Linked DNA regions of Mus musculus: region 2 is linked to region 1. A link is a loop called in an ENCODE intact Hi-C map of the cell type or tissue named here. Cell type or tissue: heart. All regions are shown on one strand. Links, peaks and the distances in the headings refer to the core of each region. The heading gives the core; the rest is flanking DNA.

What was found. Hi-C counts contacts between places; a loop is a spot of excess contacts. Peaks named below come from ENCODE experiments on the same cell type or tissue, not always from the same donor. Only the 100,000 strongest peaks of a DNase experiment are listed, where the experiment ranks them.
Region 2: a loop joins it to region 1, with 5 times the contacts of the local background. A loop is called at or near these places in 2 of 42 quality-filtered maps.

The regions. Positions count from the first base shown.
Region 1 is chr4:133,272,898-133,283,109 of GRCm38, forward strand. It overlaps Tmem222 (transmembrane protein 222), which reads right to left and starts at 4,893. Exons shown (of 6, transcript NM_025667.3): 1 at 4,634-4,893. The coding sequence starts at 4,827. In heart, for the core only: no CTCF peak of the experiment used is centred there; a DNase peak (open chromatin) is centred at 4,944; H3K4me3 peaks cover 2,727 bases; H3K27ac peaks cover 3,164 bases.
Region 2 is chr4:133,335,061-133,345,272 of GRCm38, forward strand. It overlaps Wdtc1 (WD and tetratricopeptide repeats 1), which reads right to left and starts at 4,255. Exons shown (of 16, transcript NM_199306.4): 1 at 3,936-4,255. In heart, for the core only: a CTCF peak has its summit at 5,414 (motif pointing left); a DNase peak (open chromatin) is centred at 4,341; H3K4me3 peaks cover 2,174 bases; H3K27ac peaks cover 1,730 bases.

The DNA.
Region 1 (10,212 bases), core at 1,027-9,026:
CTCTTCTGGTGCGTTTGAAGACAGCTACAGTGAACTTATTCTAATAAGTAAATCTTTGGCAAGTGGGGTTGGCTAGAGCAAGCAGAGGTCCTAAATTCAATTCCTAACAATCACATGAAGGCTCACAACCATCTGTACAACTAAAGTGTGTACTCATATACATAAAATAAATAAAATCTTTAAAAAAAATATGGAAGTAACCCTTCAAGCATGAAGTTTAACAGCAGGGCAGGATATGTAGGGCTGGTAAGATGGCTCAGGAGGTAAGTAAGGTGCTTGGTACACAGCCCAAAGAGTGAGGGGCAGTGGTCAAGAAGGCAGGAGGAGGCCAGTGTGGAGGCTACTGCTCCAGTCCCAGCCGCAGTTCAATAGCCAACTGACTAGAGAATCATAGGTAATTCTCTGCTGAGCCATTTTGCCAGCCCCAGTTCAATAGCCATAGGTTTGTCTTGTCTCTAAAGGAAGAGATTTTCTTTTTTTCAAGATTAATCTTTACTTATGTAAATACTTGTGTATCTGTGTGTGCAGTGTGGGGCATGAGTACAGGCGCCTGCAGAGGCCAGAAGAAGGCATCTGATCCGCTGCAGCAGGAGTTCGGAGTTGTAACCAGAGGATGCTGTGCTGAGAACCGAATCTAGGTCCTCTGCAAGAGCAGTGTGGGCTTTTAACCACTGAACCAGCTCTCCAGCTTGTTCCTGGACTTTAAGAGCTTTAAGAGTCAGATCCCTGCAAGCTCTCCCCACCTCCCCCATCACAATCCCAGCTTCACACACAAGCAGCCATTGATGGAACTCCAGACCCATCACCCTGCTTTATTCTCTTCATCATATCCATGCACTAAAGCCCATCAACTGCTCGTTTCTCCTCACTAAATCCTTACACTCCATGAGAACACAGACTGTGTCCCCTTTACTGCCATAGCTTCTAAGATGATGCTTGTCTCGGCACATAGTTCCAAACTCCCTATGTATCTGTCAGCAGAACGAGGGACAAATGATCCACCATATTTAAGAGTAGAGGGGTGTAGCTGGGTAGAAGGAATACGTTTCAATATTCTACATCATAGTAAGGTAACTGTAACTGACAATTAACTGCTGATTTCAAAAGAGCCAAGAGAGGGTGCTGAATCTCTCCACCCAGAGAACTGAGAGCCGAGGTACGGATACACGGTTCTCTCTAACCTGATCCTTACATCCCGCCGGTGTGTGTGTGTGTGTGTGTGTGTGTGTGTGTGTGTGTGTGTGCATGCGCCCCGGGCCCTGAAGTGTGTGGAGTATAAAGACAGACAACCTCGGGTGCTGCTTTGCCTTCTGCCTTGTGACAGGATCTCATTGCTGTCTACTCCAGGTAGCTGCCTATGAACTTTTGGGGAGTCTCCTGGGATGACAGGACCACTCCCATGCCCGCCTCTGCTGAGTTCTGGGGACTTGAACTCAGATCCTCATGTTTGTGAGGCAAGCACTGTGCACGCCCATTTAACTGGAATGCTGGAAAGTCACATTGTCCCCAACACACATTAGGTTGCTCTATATGAGAAGTCAGCAGAGGGAGGTGGATCTCTCTGAGTTCAAGGCCAGCCTGGTCTACATAGTGAGTTCCGGAGCAGCCAGGACTATATAGAGAGACCCTGTCTCAAAACCAACAGAAAAAAAAAAAGAGAGTACAGTCGGGTTGTGCTTGTTTCAGATGAAGTCTGAGCAGGCTAGAGCAGTTTTTTCATTTCCACCTTTCTGCAGAGCAACAAGTACTTTGCGGAGGGGCTACTGCTCACAGTCTATGTAGAACAACACTGCTCACATGCGTGGTGCTCAGTGATGCTGAGGTGCTTGGTGAACAGTCGCTACCTGACTGGCAGAGGGTAAGCAGCTGAGGACCCACAGTGAACATAGGACGGACACCAAGAACTGTGGGAAACAACTCCTCTGGCTCCTCAGAACCCAGTCAGCTCTTCCTGATCCAGACTCCTCCCTCCGCCATGAGCAGTACTGTCTACATCTCGGCTGCTGATGGCAAATGGAACTGGGGATGAAGGTTGGAGAGACAACACTAACCTCTCGATGCAGCTTGTCAGCTCCCCAAAGACAAGCTCCCAAGCTAGGCTAACTGCTGTCTCTTCTGACCTAAAAGTAAAGCTTTAGTGAATGTATTAGTTGCTCATGCTGGAGTTTCATGCCTCAATATCTGCTTTCAGATATTGAGACAGGTTGATGTAAGGACTGCATGACAGTGTGCAAGAAATGTTTAGCTGTTTTTATTATTAGCAGCAGTAGCTATCACTAAGAGGTGGATAGGTCATGGACTCAGTTTCCACCTCTGATCTCCCTGTCATAGACATGAGAGTTACCTCCTCTGCCCCTACATCTGCACACACCTTTAGCAACATCACATAACTATGGCATTACAAAAGTTAATTTGCCCTGTCCCTTCTGCTAAGGGGCGAGTCCTCTGTCAGGAACAGTCTTACTCATGTTGGTCTTGTGGACACAGATCTGAAGAGAACTGAGACACCAGCTACTTCTAGCCTAGAAATGGGGAACCGTGTCTCTTTACCTCTTGTTGCTTCCATTTCTCAACAGAGAAACAATATTCCTGAAAATGAGGGGCTGCAAATTGTTCAGTATATAAAGGCACCTGTTGCCAAGTCTGAAGACCTGAACTTGACTCACACACAGCAGGGGACAACTGACTCCTGAATGATGTCCTCTGCCGGCCACAGCGCTCCTACACACACAAGGTAATCTTTAAGAAGAAATGAGGAAAAAGCCAACATGGCCAACATGATTGGATTCCACACAAACCACACGGCCACCTGAGTACCCAGCCGCTTTCACAGTGACAGCCCATTCTCTTCACAGCTCTCCTCCACATCTGGAGTTCTCCTGTCCGTCAGTTACTTATTTACCCTCTACGGCTCCCATCAACACCTGGAAACAAGCGGCACACCCTGCCGCGGCACACCGGACAGCTAGGCTTTACACCTGCTACTACAGACCACAAGGAGTCAGTCAGCAAACGTGTTAAGAGGAAATTTTAATGAATTGGATCCAGTGTCTAACTCTGGAACCCTAGGTTGGCCCTTCCTCTGCAGCTTACAATGGCCTCAACACCGTCACAGACCTCAACACCGTCACAGACCCCCATTCTGGCTTTGCCTGCTGAGAACTGGGAATAGAGGTGTGGACCACCCCTGCCCTCTACATTTTGAGACAGTATCTCTCATTGACTTGACAGGAGTAGGTAGCCAGCAAGCCTCAGAGATGCTCTCACCTCCACTTCCTCAGCTCTGGGACTTCAGGCAATGCACTGCTGCATGAAGGTTTTTTTACATGGTTAACAAGGATCCAAACTCAGGTTATTCACAGAAAGCACTTTTACTGACTGAGCCATCCACCCTGGCCCAAGTAGCTTTACATACTTTAAAAATTAGGGTCATTTGATAGATGAAATGGCATACACCTGTAGTCCCAGAACACAGAAGGCAGGGGGAACAGGGGTTCAAAGTCAGGTTGGGCTACGAAATAAATACCAGACCAGCCAGGGCTACATATCAAGCTCATGTCTCAGTCAAAACCAATAAAATAAATAAATACAAAATCGAAAGATTAAAATGATTTGAAGATCAGAAACATTTGAGACTAAAAATATTCCTTCTCCACACAACTTGGCTCTGTTTGTTTGTTTGTTTGAGATTGGGGCTCACTATACATGCCTGGCTGGCCTGGAACTCCTACCATATAATTCAGGCTGCCCTCCAACTCACAGACATCTGCTTGCCTCTGCCTCCAAGTGCTATGGTTAAAAGTATGGATCCCCGTGCCTGGTAGCTGATTTTGATAGAAGGAAAGAAAAGAGTACCTCCTCAGGTGAGAGGTAGGATGCCACAGCTGAAAGATGAGTTATATATAGTCAGTGAACTAACTGGCTTCTGAATATCTTCTTGCTGGGATAGTCAACGGACCAAGACGATGTTACAAAGGAACTCAGCTTCCCCATGGGGGAAGGGGATTTCTACTACAGAAAATAAAGCTTGTAAACTGTCCAGACTGTTAGGATTAAGGTAGGAGGGTTGTAAGCTGCATTCTTCCACTGGGAGGCAGATACCTAGGTCGCTGAGACTGCTTTGTAACTCAAATGATGTAGGGGGAAAAACGCCAGCACGGACCTCCCAATGCTGACATTCCACGAACCAGTGTGGCTTCGATCAAACACTCAGTTCTGTTTCTAAAGGCGAAACGTCTTGTGCATAACAGACGACAAGTACGCGCTCGTTTGCTCAATGAGTGAAAAAACAAAAACAAAAACCAACGGGGAATGAATGACGATGCCTCTTCAGACAATGATTAAGGGTCTTTTCTGTACGCCTGCAGCTTAAGGGCGTGCTAATGACCAGATCTTTGCTGCTGATCTACACTTCTCCTCCTCTCCAGTTAGACCTGGGGGAACCAGGGCCGGAACTATGCCCCACATCCAAGGGGACCGCGCACCTCATAGGTGACGAGAGCTCTAGGGGACTGGGGGCTAGCCTGGCCCGGAGTACGGGTTGCTGCAAGTCTGGGGAAAAAAAAGCTAGCATGGCACCCCGGAGGATGCTCGGGCCCTCGGCGACTTCGCGCTGACATCGGAAGACACTCACGTGAGCACCGGGATGGGTGTCCACACCACGCAGTAGGGGAAGCGGCTCCGCTCCACGTCCATGACAACGCCACCGGACCCGTGGTACTGCTTCATGTCCGTCTCGGCCCCCGTCGGCGTTTCTACTTCCGCCATCCGAGGAGGGGGCGGCGGCGGCTGTAACAGAAGCGGAGAACTCCCTTCCGCTTCCGCCATCCCGCGCGCGTCCCGCTCGGGAAGGCCGACCGCGCCGCCGCTCGCCCCTGTGTCATCACTTCCGGGAGGCGGAGTGTCCTCTCGGTCGATCTTCCCCCGGGGAATTGGAGCCTTGTCCTTCTGGGCCCGGCTAGTTTAGCCTCTTTCCCGTGTTTGTAGCGGAGCATTTCCGTGGACCTCAGGAAGCTCTCAGTCGAGCCCCGGGAACCCACAACCAACCGCGGTTCCGCATGCCGGCACGTGGTGCAGGCACTCTTTATTGATCACTTCTTAGGTGCCAAGCATGTGATATTCATTGGTACTACTGTCTATAAACTGATTAGACGTGCAAATTTAGTTGTTTCCCCCAGAAAACAAATCAGAGACAAAGGCTCTTAGAAATGAAGTGAGCAACGATTCAAACGCAAGTCTTTGTAGATTTCCTTTGTCCTTTTTAGTCTGTGGCATGAGTTACATAATAGTCTGTTACGTGATGGTGTAAAAAGGGAGGTCAAACTAAAATCTTGGTGTGTATGGGAGACACGTACACTTGGTGTGTATGGGAGGGAGCAGCCTTGGGCCTGGGGAGAGCACGGATGCAGAAGTGCCAAGACAGGAAACTTGAGGTCACTATGTGCAGTAGAGAATATCATCCAAGACTTATCTAAATCTCTTTATTGTTCGTGTTTTGGGGCACATGTTTGTTTTTGTTTTGAAACAGGGTCTCACTATGTAGCCCTGTCTGTCACTATGTAGACCAGGCTGACATTGAACTCTTAACTCTGCCTCCCAAGTGCTGGGATTTAAAAGGGTACATCACTAAGCCAGGTCCTTTTTTGCTTTATAGAAAACTCGGCAGTTAGCACTTGTCTAAGATCACACTCAAGAACACAAAGTGGCCAGGCTCCAGTCTTGGAATCTTTTGATTTTTCAGAGGGATAATCAGAGAGACATGGAAGTGGAATGTTATGCGGTGAGGAGTGGGTGGGATGGGTTTGGAAGACAAGAAGGGAACCAGGCTATAGGAAGGTGTAAGAAAAATGAGGCAGAAAGGCAAACAGATTGTTTCAACAGGCTGAGACTGAGACTGTTTTATTGGAACAGCGGGCTGGAGGAGATATATATATGTTACAGCTCCTCTTTGTGTGTGTGTGTGTGTGTGTGTATGGTTTGACTGGGACCAGAGTGGGGGTTGTTTTCCATACTCAGGCATATTGTTTCTGCAGGTGAAGCAGACCTGTCAGATAGGGGCTAAGCACTTCATTCTGGCTAGAAGCTATGGCTTAGTACAGCTAGATTCAATTCCTCATCACCTAAGACTATTAGCCAACAGAAGGTGTGGACAAATGTTTAGGGAAGGCAAAAGCTATGCTTTTGAGAAGGTTTGCTTCCATGAAATGAGTCTCCTTTAATAGTAACTTGCCAAAAGCCTGCGGTCCTGATAATTTTTTTTTGTTTGTTTTTGTTTTTGGTTGGTTGGTTGGTTTTTCGAGACAGAGTTTCTGTGTAGCCCTGGCTGTCCTGGAACTCACTCTGTAGACCAGGCTGGCCTCGAACTCAGAAATTCGCCCTGCCTCTGCCTCCCATGCCTCCCAAGTGCTGGGATTAAAGGTGTGGGCCACCATACCCGGCGATCCTGATACTTAAATGCATTAAAAAAGAAAAAAATCTGGGGGGGAGGGTATAGGGGACTTTTGGGATAGCATTGGAAATGTAATTGAGGAAAATACGTAATAAATAAAAAAAAAAAGAAAAAGAAAAAAATCTGTACTGTGGAAAATCCAAAGGTCTTGACTACATCATACATCAGGTAGTGCAGTTGCTACTACTGCAGAGCAGAGCAGACCCTCTGAGAACTATGCACCTAGCGAATGTTTTCTAAATGTTTCTCGACTTTAAATATCTTTTAAACATCTCACTAGTATCCTAGCCGAAGCTAATTCTAGTCCACTCAAAATTCTTTGAGCATTTTTTGTACCTCTTTCATGAATGACCCCATGTAGTATGACCCCTGAAGGGCAGCAATCAGCCACCAGGACAATTCGGAATAGATTAAGGGTCCTTTAAATAATTGTCAGATGAGTAAATCACATTAGTTCTTGACCCAATTGCAGTAATTGTCTAAATTCTTCTGTTCATCTATGATATTCTTTTTTTTAAAGGTTTATTTATTATTATATCTAAGTACACTGTAGCTGTCTTCAGACACACCAGAAGAGAACATCAGATCTCATTACGGATGGTTGTGAACATGTGGTTGCTGGGATTTGAACTCAGGACCTCTGGCAGAGCCGTCAGTGCTCTTAATTGAGCCACCTTTCCAGCCCCATCTTTGATATTCTTTTACCAACACTGGCAACTTGTATGCCTTTTAATCATTGATTGTATGTATGGATGAGCACACAACCAAAATAAGTCTCAGGGGGTCTGCCACGAAGTTGGCAGATTTAGCAAAATGCATTTAATCAGAGAGACTGCAGTGGCTTCCCTTGGCACTTAGTGTAAGATACAAATATATACCATGCTTTCACTTACAAGGCTCTGTAGCTTCTTACTTCTTCACTATACTACGGATACCCTAGCATCTGATCAGCTCCTTCCACAAGTGTTATCCCTTCATACTGAGGAGTATGTCACACACCCCATCCCTGCCTTTATTTATTTATTTATTTTTAAGATTTCCCAGCACCAGGAAAAGTTCAATCTTAAAAAACAAACAAGGGCTGGTGAGATGGCTCAGTGGTTAAGAGCACTGACTGCACTTCTGAAGGTCCTGAGTTCAAATCCCAGCAACCACATGGTGGCTCACAACCATCCGTAACAATATCTGACACCCTCTTCTGGAGTGTCTGAAGACAGCTACAATGTACTCACATATAATACAAAAAAACAAACAAACAAACAAACAAGCTGGGCTTGGTGACACATGCCTTTAATCCCAGCACTCAGGAGGCAGAGGCAGGCAGATTTCTGAATTCGAAGCCAACCTGGTCTACAGAGTGAGTTCCAGGACAGCCAGGGCTATACAGAGAAACCCTGTCTCAGAAAACCAAAAAAAAAAAAAAAAAAAAAAAAAAAAAAAAAAAAAAAAAGACAAACAACAGCTTTCACATCATCGATAGCAAGGAAAGTGTACAATTTAAACTGACTCCCCTAATTCTTCCCGATGTTAGCATCCTCAGAAGGATCCCATCTTTGATAACGGCAGGCATCTGAATGGCTCACTGTCCCCTTTAAATCCATTTCCCTCAAGCCTTTTTGGGTCTCTGCTCAATCCAAACAAATCTTCTCACCCTTGCTGTAGGATCTTTCAGCACGGACAACAGTGTGCAGACCCTTCTCTTGGGAAAGGCACTTTGAACTTCCCTCAAGATTTTTTTTTCACTATTTTTCTCCACAGGGACACTCACAATCCACCGTCCAGAGACATAGGCTGTGCAGATGATATTCTGACCGCTTGGCACTGCGGTTCAGGGTTAGTTTTATCATGACCTTTACCAGTGTTTCTGGTTGTAGGACATCTGTATCATCAGATGAGTCCTCTTCATCTTTTGTCTGAAGAGTTTCTGGGCTCTCAGCTGGGTCGACTTTCTCTGGTAGCTCCTGCATGGCGATGGATAGAAGCCTCAAAAACTGGCTCCAAACAAAGTTGTTTGGTCTTTGAAAAGACCATCCCTGCCTTTACTATACTCCGCTACCCACTTAAACTAACTTCCACTTATTCCTCCAGACTTAGATGCGATGTCATTTCCTCCGCCAGCCAATTTTTGGCTTCCAGTCTGAATTAGAAAGTCCCTGTCAATCTCTTCTTGAACACCCCTTTTTATCAGAGTGCACTTAGAATAATATATTGTTTCCTCGACCAACTGGGAACCCATTACAGGAACGGTTGTCTTCCATTTCTGTAAACCGAGTGCCTAGCTAGTATAGTGCATAGTGTTTTTAAACTAATGTTCACTAAACCAGATTCGTATAACAAATACTTACAGGCTTGGCATAATATTTTGGTAACAGATTGTCTGAGCAAAGGGACCTAGCTTATCATTTGCTACTTCCTTCCTTGTGCTCCTAGCCCTTTTAAGGGGTTCCTAAAGGCTGTTGGGCACAGTGCTTTAGTAGAACCCTAGCTTGCTTCTTACAGCATGCATTATCCGTGCTTTGCCTTCAGTAGCTACAGAAGCCAGGACACGAAGGTCGTGTAGCTGGAGAGAGAAGCCAGCGCCATCACTGACTCCTGTGAGGGCTTGTCTCCCAGGCTTGGCTTCCACTACCACCCCCTCACAGGGCCCCTCCTCTCGTACACATCACCTCAGTTCTCACCCAGGGCTCCCTGGCCTGTGTCCTTTCCTCCTCTGCCTGTCTCCCTTGCCCCCCCCCCCCAAACCAGATGGATAATCTCCATCAAAGACTATCTCTGCCTCCCAGGCTCAGAGGATCACAGCGGGGCCTGGAAGAAGCTCCTCTTACACAGAGAGTTTGTTTGAGGATTGGTGGGGTTCAGAGCCACCCCTCCCCCAACACATACACTACCGAAAATAGGAATGACCATCTGGATCCATTTATGGGGCTGCCTGGGGGAGGGGTGGGTGGGATGGCAGAGTGGAAACTGTCAGGCTGGTAAACCTTAGAGGCTAAGATGCTGCTTGTTAGAAGACTAAGCCTAGGGCGCTCCCTCTCCCAGTGCGAGTCTCCTCAGCTGACTCCATGTAGGACTCCCCAGGGCTCACAAGCCTCCTCCCTTGGGCATTTCAGTCACTCTGGCATCCAAAGTTCTCCCTGGGCTGATCCCAAATTTCCTTTCCAGACTCACCTCTGTGTCCTTGTGATTTTATGGCACTGGCCTCCCCGTACCTTATACCTCCTGTCCTTGCTTATGTCATTCCAATCAGGAATACCCTTTGCCTCCCTGTCCTGCACCACGTTCAAGGTTCCAGCCTAATGCTTCCTTGGTGCTTCCAGAGCACGAAGGCTGTTTCCACCTATTGAATATTCATGTGTACTTGCATTAGCATTAGCTGTTTACCGGGCTGTCTCCCCCTGGAGCTTGTAAACTCCTTGAGAGAGGGACTGACTGGATCTACTGGTCCCTAAAGTCAGCTGGGTGAGAGGGCTTGTTCAAGGACTGCCCCAGGAGCTATTTGTTGACCATATATGGTCTCCTTTCTGGGGAAGCTGCATCTCAGACAGTAAACCTGCAAAGGTGACATGGGACAGAGCCGGGGACTGCCGTGGCTGCTGGTTGGAGGGTCTCCTGGACCACATCCATGGTGTGGTACACCAGGGGGCAGTGTCTTTGATTTTGTGGATTTTTCAGTCTTCCTGTTCAGCTCCATCATCACACCTTGCCTCCTGGAGACTGGATGCCTTTCTTTCTCCCTCTCACCTCTCCTTCTCCCTGTTTCTCCC
Region 2 (10,212 bases), core at 996-8,995, 62 kb after region 1:
TATTTTATATACAGGATGAATACACTGCAGCTGTCTTCAGACACACCAGAAGAGGGCGTCAGATCACATTACAGATGGTTGTGAGCCACCATGTGGTTGCTGGGAATTGAACGCAGGACCTCTGGAAGAGCAGTCAGTGCTCTTAATTATTGAGCCATCTCTCCAGCCCCTTTTCTTTCTTTAAGACAGTGTTTCTGTGTGTAGCCCTGGCTGTTCTAGAACTCACTCTGTAGACCAGGCTGGTCTTGGAACTCAGAGATCTGCCTGCCTCTGTTTCCTGAGTGCTGGGATTAAGGCGTGTGCCACCTGCTTCAGTAAGTTTCTTATATCACCCAAATTGTGACCTCGTAACAATAAGGGTACTGATAGGTTTCTGGTGGCGATTTTCTTAATACACAACAGCTAAGAAGAAAGCACAGTTCACCAGTTCTGTGGGTCTAGCCATCTACAGCAGCAGCTCAAAGATGTATGGAGACTCTGTGAGGGTAAGAATGAAAGAAGAAAAAGGATAAGGCATTAAACCACTGACCCAAAGAAGAGCCAAGTATCACTAGATTACACTTGTCCAGGGCTGTCTCAGATGCAAAAGTGTACATGTAGCACACAGCCACTGCTGTCTCCAGTGTACCAACGAAATACAGCAACTCTGCTAAGGCCAAGAAGCAGGCCTCCAACTTCAGTGTTGCTCACGAAACTGAGGCTAAGAGACCACAGGTTCAAGGCCTGCACGGACTATGGAAGTTGAGCATGGGCAACTTATGGGCAGCCTATCTCAAAAACTTATAAAGGGCCAGCCATGTGGCTCAGTGAGCTCAAGCCTAAGAGACCAAGCTCAGTCCCCAGAGCCCACAGTGAAGAACAGTGAAAAATCATCTCACAGATGCAATTGGACATACACACATATATACCAGTACTTGCATATATGTGCGCGGCAGACATGCTGCGTGCATGTACTCTTACACAGAGTAATATATTTCACTTTTAAATTTAAAAAAGAAGCCTAAGTACAAAAACGAATAACCGGCGATATAGCTCTGTGGTGTAGAGAGCTTACCTAGCAAGTTCAAGGCCCTGGGTTTAATCTCCAGTGCTGCTAAAACCAAACCAAGATAAACAAGAACAGAAGAGAGGCAACTTTCTCAGAGAAGCCTCCATCCACTCTGAGGCATGTTTCTCCCAAGCACTTCTTTCCTTCTCTTAACGTTCATGCTTAAAATCTACATTGAGGGGCTGGAGAGATGGCTCAGGGGTTAAGAGCACTGACTGCTCTTTCAGAGATCCTGAGTTCAATTACCAGCAACCACATGGTAGCTCACAACCATCTGTAATGTAAACATCTTCTGGTGTGTCTGAAGACAGCTACAGTGTACTCATATAAATAATAAATAAATATTTTTTTATAAATCTATACTGAAAGCATTCTTTAGGGAAATGGAGAGGTGGCTGCTCTTCGAGAGGACCAGGGTTCAATTCTCAGCACCCACATGGCAGCTCACAATCGTGTGTCACTCCAGGATCCCAATGCCTTCACAGCAACATACACGTAGGCAAAACACCAATGCATATAAAATAAAAATAATTTTAAAAATTACTTAATAGACTAAAAGAAAAGGCCCCCAACTATTTATGCCAGACACGCTGACTCACACCTATAATCCCAGTGCTCAGGAGACTGGGGCAGGAGGATGATCTGCCTGGAGTTCCAGGCAAGCCTTGACTGGACTGCAATGAGCCTGTCTCAAAAAAAAAAAAAAAAAAAAAAAAAGAGAAAAATGAAATACAATTTAACAATGAGGAAATCAACTGTTAGCCTCAGAGTCAACCCTGCTAACTAATCCCTGGTCTGTTTTAGAAGATTTGGAGGACCTGGAGATATGGTCCAGTGATTAAAAGCATTGGCTGCTCTTGTAGAGGACTGAGGTCAATTCCTAGTACCCACATGGCAGCTCACAACTATCTGTAGCTTCAGTTCCAGAAAACCTGTCACCTTATTTTGGATTCCATGGGCACCGCACACATGTGGCGTACATACATACATACATGCAGGCAAAAGGCTCAACACCCGTAAAATAAAAACAAATTAAAAAAAATACTTGGGTATTATACTCAACAGCAAAATCCTAATTCTTAAAGATACAAGGCTTACAAGAAAAGAAAATACAGAACTCAAACCAGAACTAGTCCAAGGGTGCTCACTCACTGTCTGAGCATCGCCTGCCCACTCACAACTTAAGCAGCGAGCAGTGAGCACACCTGTGCCCTAGGTAGAGAGAACTTGGGACCAGGAGGCAGGAACATCTTTGCCTCAGAAGGTTCCTCAGAATGATTTTCTTTTCAAAACCGATTCAGGCTTTACTTATTTATTTATACTTGGGTTTTCAGACTGGGTCTCACTAGGTAGGCTCATAAAGAGATCCCGAAGGCTTTGTTTAAAAAGGAACACCTGGAGCCAGGTATGGTGGCACATGCCTTTAATCCCAGCACTCAGGAGGCAGAGGCAGGCAGATCTCTGAGTCTGAGGCCAGCCTGGTCTACAGAGTGAATACAAGGGCAGCCAGGGCTACATAGAGAAAGCCTATCTCCAAAATACAAAACAAAACAAAACAACTTTAGGGCCAAGGGAAATAGCATTATACCACTTAATCCCTGTACTTGGGACTTGGAGGCAGGAAAATAGTTTATAGCCAGCATGAATTACAAGATGATTTCAAGGCCTGCCTGAGCTACATGAAACTTTGTTTTAAAACCCACACATGAAAAAAAAAATGCTTATCTGACACTTTATCCCGATCATCCACCCCATCCTTGGAAGGAATGGAAAAGCTACAGTCACAGTACTCAGCTTCTAAACTCAAACTTGAGAAAACTTTCAAGTTGCTCCACCAACACATTTACCTCAAGAGATTTAAGAACACCAGAGACATTCACAAGAAATTAGTCACACTCAGCTGCTAAGATAAATCGTCTGTACTGCTCAGATAAATCGCATGTAAACCCTCATACTTTTTTTTTTTTAATTCTTATTAGTCCTGGTAATGCACCTGCAGCGGAGAGCAAACCATAAGTCGCCAAGAAACTCCAATCACCGGGCTTGGGATGGGGGGTGGGGGGTGGGGCGTGGGACGGGACGCTCCACTAAAGCTTTTCAGAAAGAGATCCTGCGGGTTTGCAGTTTATCTCTACCGATTCTTATTTACCCTTTGAAGTGGGTACTAATAGCCCACTCCCAAGCAGAGACCCTTTGTACTTAGCGCTACAGTCGATGATGCAAACACCTTGGCAAAGTTCAGTTTGGTGCCAGGATGAGCCACTGAAGGCATCTGCGACTGCCAGAAGCCTGAAAACTCACTCTCTTTCTCTCTCTCTCTCTCTCTCTCTCTCTCTCTCTCTCTCTCTCTCTATAGAGAGAGAGAGAGAGAGAGAGAGAGAGAGGAAGGAGAAGGAGAGAAAGAAAGAAAAGGAGTATGGGGTGACAGAAACAGAGAGCAAGAGAGGGAAAGAGAGGCAGAGAGACACGGAAAGAGCAGACCAGGTCATTGACCTCTTGAAACTTCCACCTGCCCCTTTCTTCCTGAGTGCGATCGGCGCCAGATCAGATGTCAAAAACTCCGCAAAAAATAAATAAATAAAAGTCCCGTGATAGGACGACTTCTACCTCTGCCCCGGTGGAGCCTGCGGGACTCCTACAGCCTTCCCCCACCCCCTCCCCCGACCTCCCAGCCAGTCCTCTTCTAGCCTCCCTTCCCCGGCCCTTTCTGCCCTTCCTCGCCGCCGAGGCCTGACCCCTTCCCGGGACACCCCGGAGTCCCGAGGCGATCGGGCTCAGGCCCCCAAGCAGGGAGCCGGCCCAGAGCGGACGGCCCCGGAGCCGGGGCTCTGGGAGCCGGTCCCCGACTCGACATCTGCGGCGGGGATGGGGCGGCGGCGACCCGTACCTGTCAGGTCTCTTCCCAGGACCAGCAGCGGAGCAACTTCAGGAGCCCATGTCGGTCCGGGGGGGCCCGGCCCCTCTCCCGGGAGCAGGGGTGCGGATCCCGGGAAGGGGGCTGGGGACCCGGGCAGCTCTAGCCTCTTCCCATGCTCCCCGCCCGGCGCCTGGCCGGGGCCGGACAGCGCCTCCGCCCGCCCCTGCGCACCGCCTCACACCCGCGCTCACACACACTCACACTCCCTCGCGCGCTCTCACACACGCACTCCCCTCCCTCCTCCTCTGTTTATCTCCTCCAGCTGTCTGGGGACCCAGGAGAAGTCCCGCACTGCGCCTGCGCCACGCAGTCTCCGCGCCGGCCCCGCGTCTCACGGTCCGCGGCTACGCTACGGCGATGGCGCTCGGCAGTTTCCTGAATAGTGAGCGCGGGCCCTAGTCCTCTCTGCCACCCTCACCCCCCCTCCATCGCGCGCCCGGTCAACGTCTGCTGCCGGTGGCGCCCACTAACCTGCTAGCGGGGGAGCCCCCCACTTCGCCGGGGCCAATCGGCTTCACCGCTCGCGGGAACGGCAGCCAGTGGGCGGGCGGAAAAGCGGGGCTCAGCTCTGGAGTATCATGGGAGTCGTAGTTTTTCGCCATCGCAGAGGTCCTGCGGCGTGGACTTGCCCCGCCCGGTTACCATTAGTTACCTGGACGCACCTCCCATCCCACTACACCTTTTCTGAGTCCCAATTCCACATGTTCTCCCAGGTCCAGTACAGACCCTCCAAGGGCTAAGAGCTCATCAAAATTGCTTTTGATGCTGTAAATTAGGGGACACCTAAGGCTAAGACCCTGAGTCCTCCCAGAGCAAAGCCTCAGCCTGCTCCTTGCTCTAGGGGGCTGCTGAAGTTACAGGTTCCATGCTCGAATCTTCAGGTGCTGGAAGGAAAAGGTCCTATGTTGAGTGACCTGGGAGCTCTAGGAACCCAGATCGATGGCAGACAAGGTCTATCTAATACTAGCCAAGTAATTGCTCTTCTGACTTTCAAGCTCCAAGTCAGAACGGAGACACCCTCCTCTCTAAGGGAGTTCCAAGGTGACAAAGGTGGCAGTAAAGATAACTTAAGGGAGAGAGACCAGGAGCTTCAACTCAAAAGCAATCACCTTACATTTCTCTTCTCTTAGAGTGGCAGATACACAGTATGCCAACGTCTAAGTAATAACACTTTTATTTTCACTGTATTGGGCATGCTCTCTTTGATAGATACAATTGTTCCTATGTTTTTAAAAAGAAGAAACAAGCATAAAGTAGTTAAAAAGATGCTAGCCCAGGGTCACACAACTGGTTAGAAAACAAGGAATGAAACCAGGCAGTGCTGGAGACTAAGTACAAACATTTAGCACTTAAGAGTGCTGGTCCAGGGTTGGAGAGATGGCTCAGCGGTTAAGAGCACTGACTGCTCTTCCGAAGGTCCTCAGTTCAAATCCCAGCAACCACTTGGTGGCTCATAACCATCCATAATGAGATATGATGCCCTCTTCTGGTGCCTCTAAGACAGTTACATTGTACTTATTTATAATAAATGAATCTTTGGGCTGGAGCTAGCAGGGCTGACTGGAGTGAGCTAAGGTCCTAAATTCAATTCCCAGCAACTACATGAGGGTTCATAACCATCTGTACAGCTACAGTGTACTCATATACATAAAAATAAACAAATCTTTAAAAGAGTGCTGGTCCTAAGTTTCTCTTCCCATAAGTGTCTGGTCTTTGCTCATTTCTGTTCGGACCACTTGTGATTTCTTTCTCTTGTGAATTCAGGTCAGTCTTCATCTTCTAGAAAGGTTGTGGGGCATGCCTCCTGACCTTTCCTGCTTAGCTGTATGGAGAGACAGAGACAGAGACAGAGACACGGAGAGACAGAATACTCAGCTGGGCACATACCTCCAGTATGTGGGGGTAGATGTGAGTGGTCCTGTATTAACTGAGGCTAGTAGCGAGTTCCAGCCTAGCTGGAGCTACACGGTGAAACTCTGTCTCAAAAAAACAAAAACTCCACAGATATTAAGACTTGAAGGTCTTGACATCATGTATCCACAGGTCCTAGCTTTAGGCCTACAGTCTTTGTTAGGGTGACTGGGTCAATAAAGCTACAAGGTAGCTAATATTTATCCTGCATCTTTCTCAAGACAAGTGTTTCCAGTGGGTAAAACAACACTCCCACAATCAGGCAGCAAACAGTAGAGGTCAGCATCAAAACTTAGATATGTCTAATCCATTACTAGTCGTTATTTAAAAAAAAAACCATTGATTTATGTGTATAAGTGTCATCTTCCTTTACACCTGCATGTTAGGAAATGGCATCAGATTCCATTACAGATAGTTATGAGTCGCCATAGAGTTGCTGGGAATTGAACTCAGGACGTCTGGAAGAACAACCAGGGCTCTTAGTCTCTGAACCATCTCTCCAGCCCTCCACATTATTTTAATTGGGAATTGTTCTAGGTGACAAGGTTGCAGAAATGACAAGAAAGAGGGGTGGATTGTGTTTCTGCGACAGTATATATCTGCATTCAGAATGAATGTTTGCTGGCAAGGGATGACCAGAAGTAATAATATCCACAGTCACTTGCTTATTTTCTGGCTGGTGTTCACTGGAGCACTCAAGCTTGGTAACTTATATAGTATTTGTATGTATGTATGCATATATACATTGACAAACACTAATTTATTAGACTTACATTAGAAAGGATACATATTTTCCTTACTCTGTGCTGACCAGTATTTTGTCACCTTCATACAAGGAAGCTCCCATCAGCTTGTCCTGGGAGACATTTTCTTGATTAATAATTGGTTTGAGAAGACCCAGGATGGCCCAGCATATTGTGGGTAGTGCTACCCATGGGCAGGTGGTCCTGAGTTGTAAAACAAAACAGGCTGAGCAAGCCCTGAGGGGCAAGGCAGAATGTAGCCCTCCTTTGGACTCTTCGTCAGTTTCTGCCTTGAGTTCCTGCCCTGACTTCCTTTCACGATGTTCTATGATCAGGACACGTTAGCTTTCCTCCTCATGTTGCTTTTGGTCATAGTGTTTTATCACAGCAATAGAAACCCTAACTAAGTCACTCATTTCCATAGGAAAAAAAAAAAACAGAGAAGGTAAGATACAGCTGATTGGCAAGGCACTTGCCTAACGTGCAAGACCCAAGCTTTGATTCACAAGACCACAGAGAAAAAAATGTTCAGTTCAGAATTTGACATATCTTCCAGCCAGGAGTGTACTCAGATTAACAGAAGAAAGCCACTCCAGCAGAGCTGGGCGACTTTGGGAACCCTTGAGATTAGTGGAAGTCTTCTGTCCAGTAGTAGGAACACTTGTGTTTCTATGACACTCTGGACCCAATTAAGGGAGGTGTAAGCAAAGGACCAATTCCAACAATCTCTGATTTTCTGGGGGACAGAGCATTTTCAAATATAGTTTATGGTAGTGAATATAGCTGTTTTTTTCCCTCCCCAAGACCATCAAAGGATGCCCCAACTGACGGCTGCCTCCGCAGAGATAGCTGCTGGATTGCTTTCATCTTATAAGACTCCAGGACAAACGCCACAGACGTCAACCTGAAATTGAAGATTCTCCTATTAACAACCCTCCATTCTTTCTTGCTTGCTTTGCTTACTGGCTTGCATGTAGGTGTGTGTGTGTGTGTGTGTGTGTGTGTGTGTGTGTGTGTGTGTGTGTGTGTGTGTGTGTGCGTGTGCGTGTGTGTGATGGGGGGTTGGGGGGGCTCATGGCAATGGCATGGTGTACCTTCGGGGACCAGAAGACAACTTTTAAAGTCAGTTCTGTCCTACCTCAACATGGTTCTGGGGTTCAAACTCAGGTTACTTCTTGAAAGCTATCTTACAGAGGAGGAAACCCATGCTACAAGACTGGAATTAGAATATACATGCAAGCTGTAACTGAGTCCATTTCTCAGGTCAGTACACTGTTCTCATCCTTCACGGCATGCCACGTTTTCTACTTCTGTTCTCAAAACATGAAGTATCAGTACTAGCTTGCTAACCTGATGGTCACCTGCCACTTATCCAGTGCTGCCATTAAGTCCTGATGATTGGCACTAACTGAAGGAAGCTGCAGCACTGAGAGCCACCGTCAGCACAACCTGGGCTACGCTTCATCCAAGTAAAGGAGAGACTGTGCTGTTCCCCTAACCTGTAGCTCTCCAACTCTAACATCTGCACAAACCCAGGGAGATGTGGGGCAGATGTGGCTCAGTGCTAGTGCTGAGCAAGCCCAAGTCCAGCTGGGGAATAGGGGTGGGAACACAGGACACGTCAGGAGGATCAACCCAGACAATCACAGATGTAGACTCTTAATTTAATACAGGGATATAAAGGGTGCTGTTAGAGGAAGCTGGGGGGCCTGAGCATAGAGAAAGAGGCTGGTGTACATCTGTAATCCCAGCACTTAGGAGGTAAAGGAACAAAGACCAAAGCTTGAAGTCATGCTTGCCTACAGAGCAGATTCAAGGTCAGCCTTAAATATGCGAGACCCTATCTCAGAAAGGAATTCAGGTTGAGAGATAGAAAGCCACATGCATTTAACATCCACACCTCCCCATCCCCCCATCTCTTGGCACCCAGGAGCACACAGGATAATGCTAGAAGCACCTTAAATACCATTCAATGCGGATACAACCAACCCCTCGATACTGGAAATGTCCTGCACTTTTGCTGGGTAGTAGTTACTGCCCACAACTGTCTGCTGAGCTATGGAAATGGGGCTAAGAACAGAATTTTAAATTACAAATAACTTTAATTTAAATTAGGATAGCCCTTAGCCCTACCATGACCTTCTTGACATCTCAAATATACAGCCCAATCCTTTATTCTGTGAACGAAGTCTGAGGCTTTCAAAGATGCCAGTGACTTCAACAAACTTACACCATGATGAGTGGATGGTGAAGGAATTTGTGTATGTCCTGTAATGGACATTGATGGGTAGATATACCACACTGAGAACAATCTGAGTTCCTAGGATTGCTCTAATCACAAAAGTGGGCGATGCAGATTACTTCTCCAGACCTCATGTCTCTTCTATAAAACAAGGAGTCTTAACCCAGGTACGGAGGCACATATTAGCAATCATATCATTTAGGGGCCTGAGGCAGGGAAATTGCTATGAGTTTTCAGAGCAAGACCATATTTCAAGAAACCCCCTCCCAAAAGGAAGCAAAACGCAAAAAAAAACAGAGTTTACATTTCGTGATCTGAAATCCCTTCTAATTAATTGATAGGTTCTACTATCCTAATTAGTGTGCCCGCCTTTCACAGTGCCACCTAGTGGTTGACTATGAACACTGCCTCTCCTCTAGGACAAGGAGAACAGAAGCAATCAGATTCGCCCCTCACCCCAATCCCCCCAACACACACACACACACACACACACACACACTTTCCCCACACAAAATGTGGGCAATACTTTAGTGGTAATTCTAGAAAATGTTCTAAGATGTTTCTTGACCTCTTACTTTTTGAACCCATAAAACCAGGGCTTTGTGGCAGTGCTGAGTAGTAGAGCCACAACTTTCATTTCAAAAATATCCAAAAGTTTTCTGTCTTAAGTCTTGCCTGTGCCTTGATGGATTCCTCCTTTCTTAGGCTCCTAGGTTGATTGTTTTTCTACTGAAAGTGTCAGCAAGTAGAAAGTCATGAACTTCCTTAATAATCTTGGATCAGTTCAGAAAGACCTCCAAAGTCCCTGCTTCCAGGGTCCAAAACAGTTCAGAGGAAGCTAATTTTGTGAACCTCAGGTTGCACAACAAAAATAAAAATTCCCAAACCCATCTCTAGGCTGGGCATTGTGGCATACACCATTAATCCTAGCACCTGGGAGGCAGAGGCAAGCAGATCTGAGTTTGAGGCCAGCCTGGTCTACAGAGTAAATCCTAGGATAGCCAGAGCTACACAGATAATCTCTGTCATAAAAGAAGGGGGAGGGGAAATACCCATCTTAGGACAATTAGAAATAATATATGTAAAAATACTTAGTGCATAATAAAGATCAATAAAGGGGGATGGGATGGTGGCTAGTAGATGGGTAGCTGGGAAGGGGATATCATCTGAAATATAAATGAATAAAATGATTTTAAAAATTTTTTTTTGTTTTTTGAGACAGGGTTTCTCTGTGTAGCCCTGGCTGTCCTGGAACTCACTCTGTAGACCAGACTGGCCTCAAACTCAAAAATCCACCTGCCTCTGCCTCCCAAGTACTGGAATTAAAGGTGTGTGCCACCACCACCCGGCA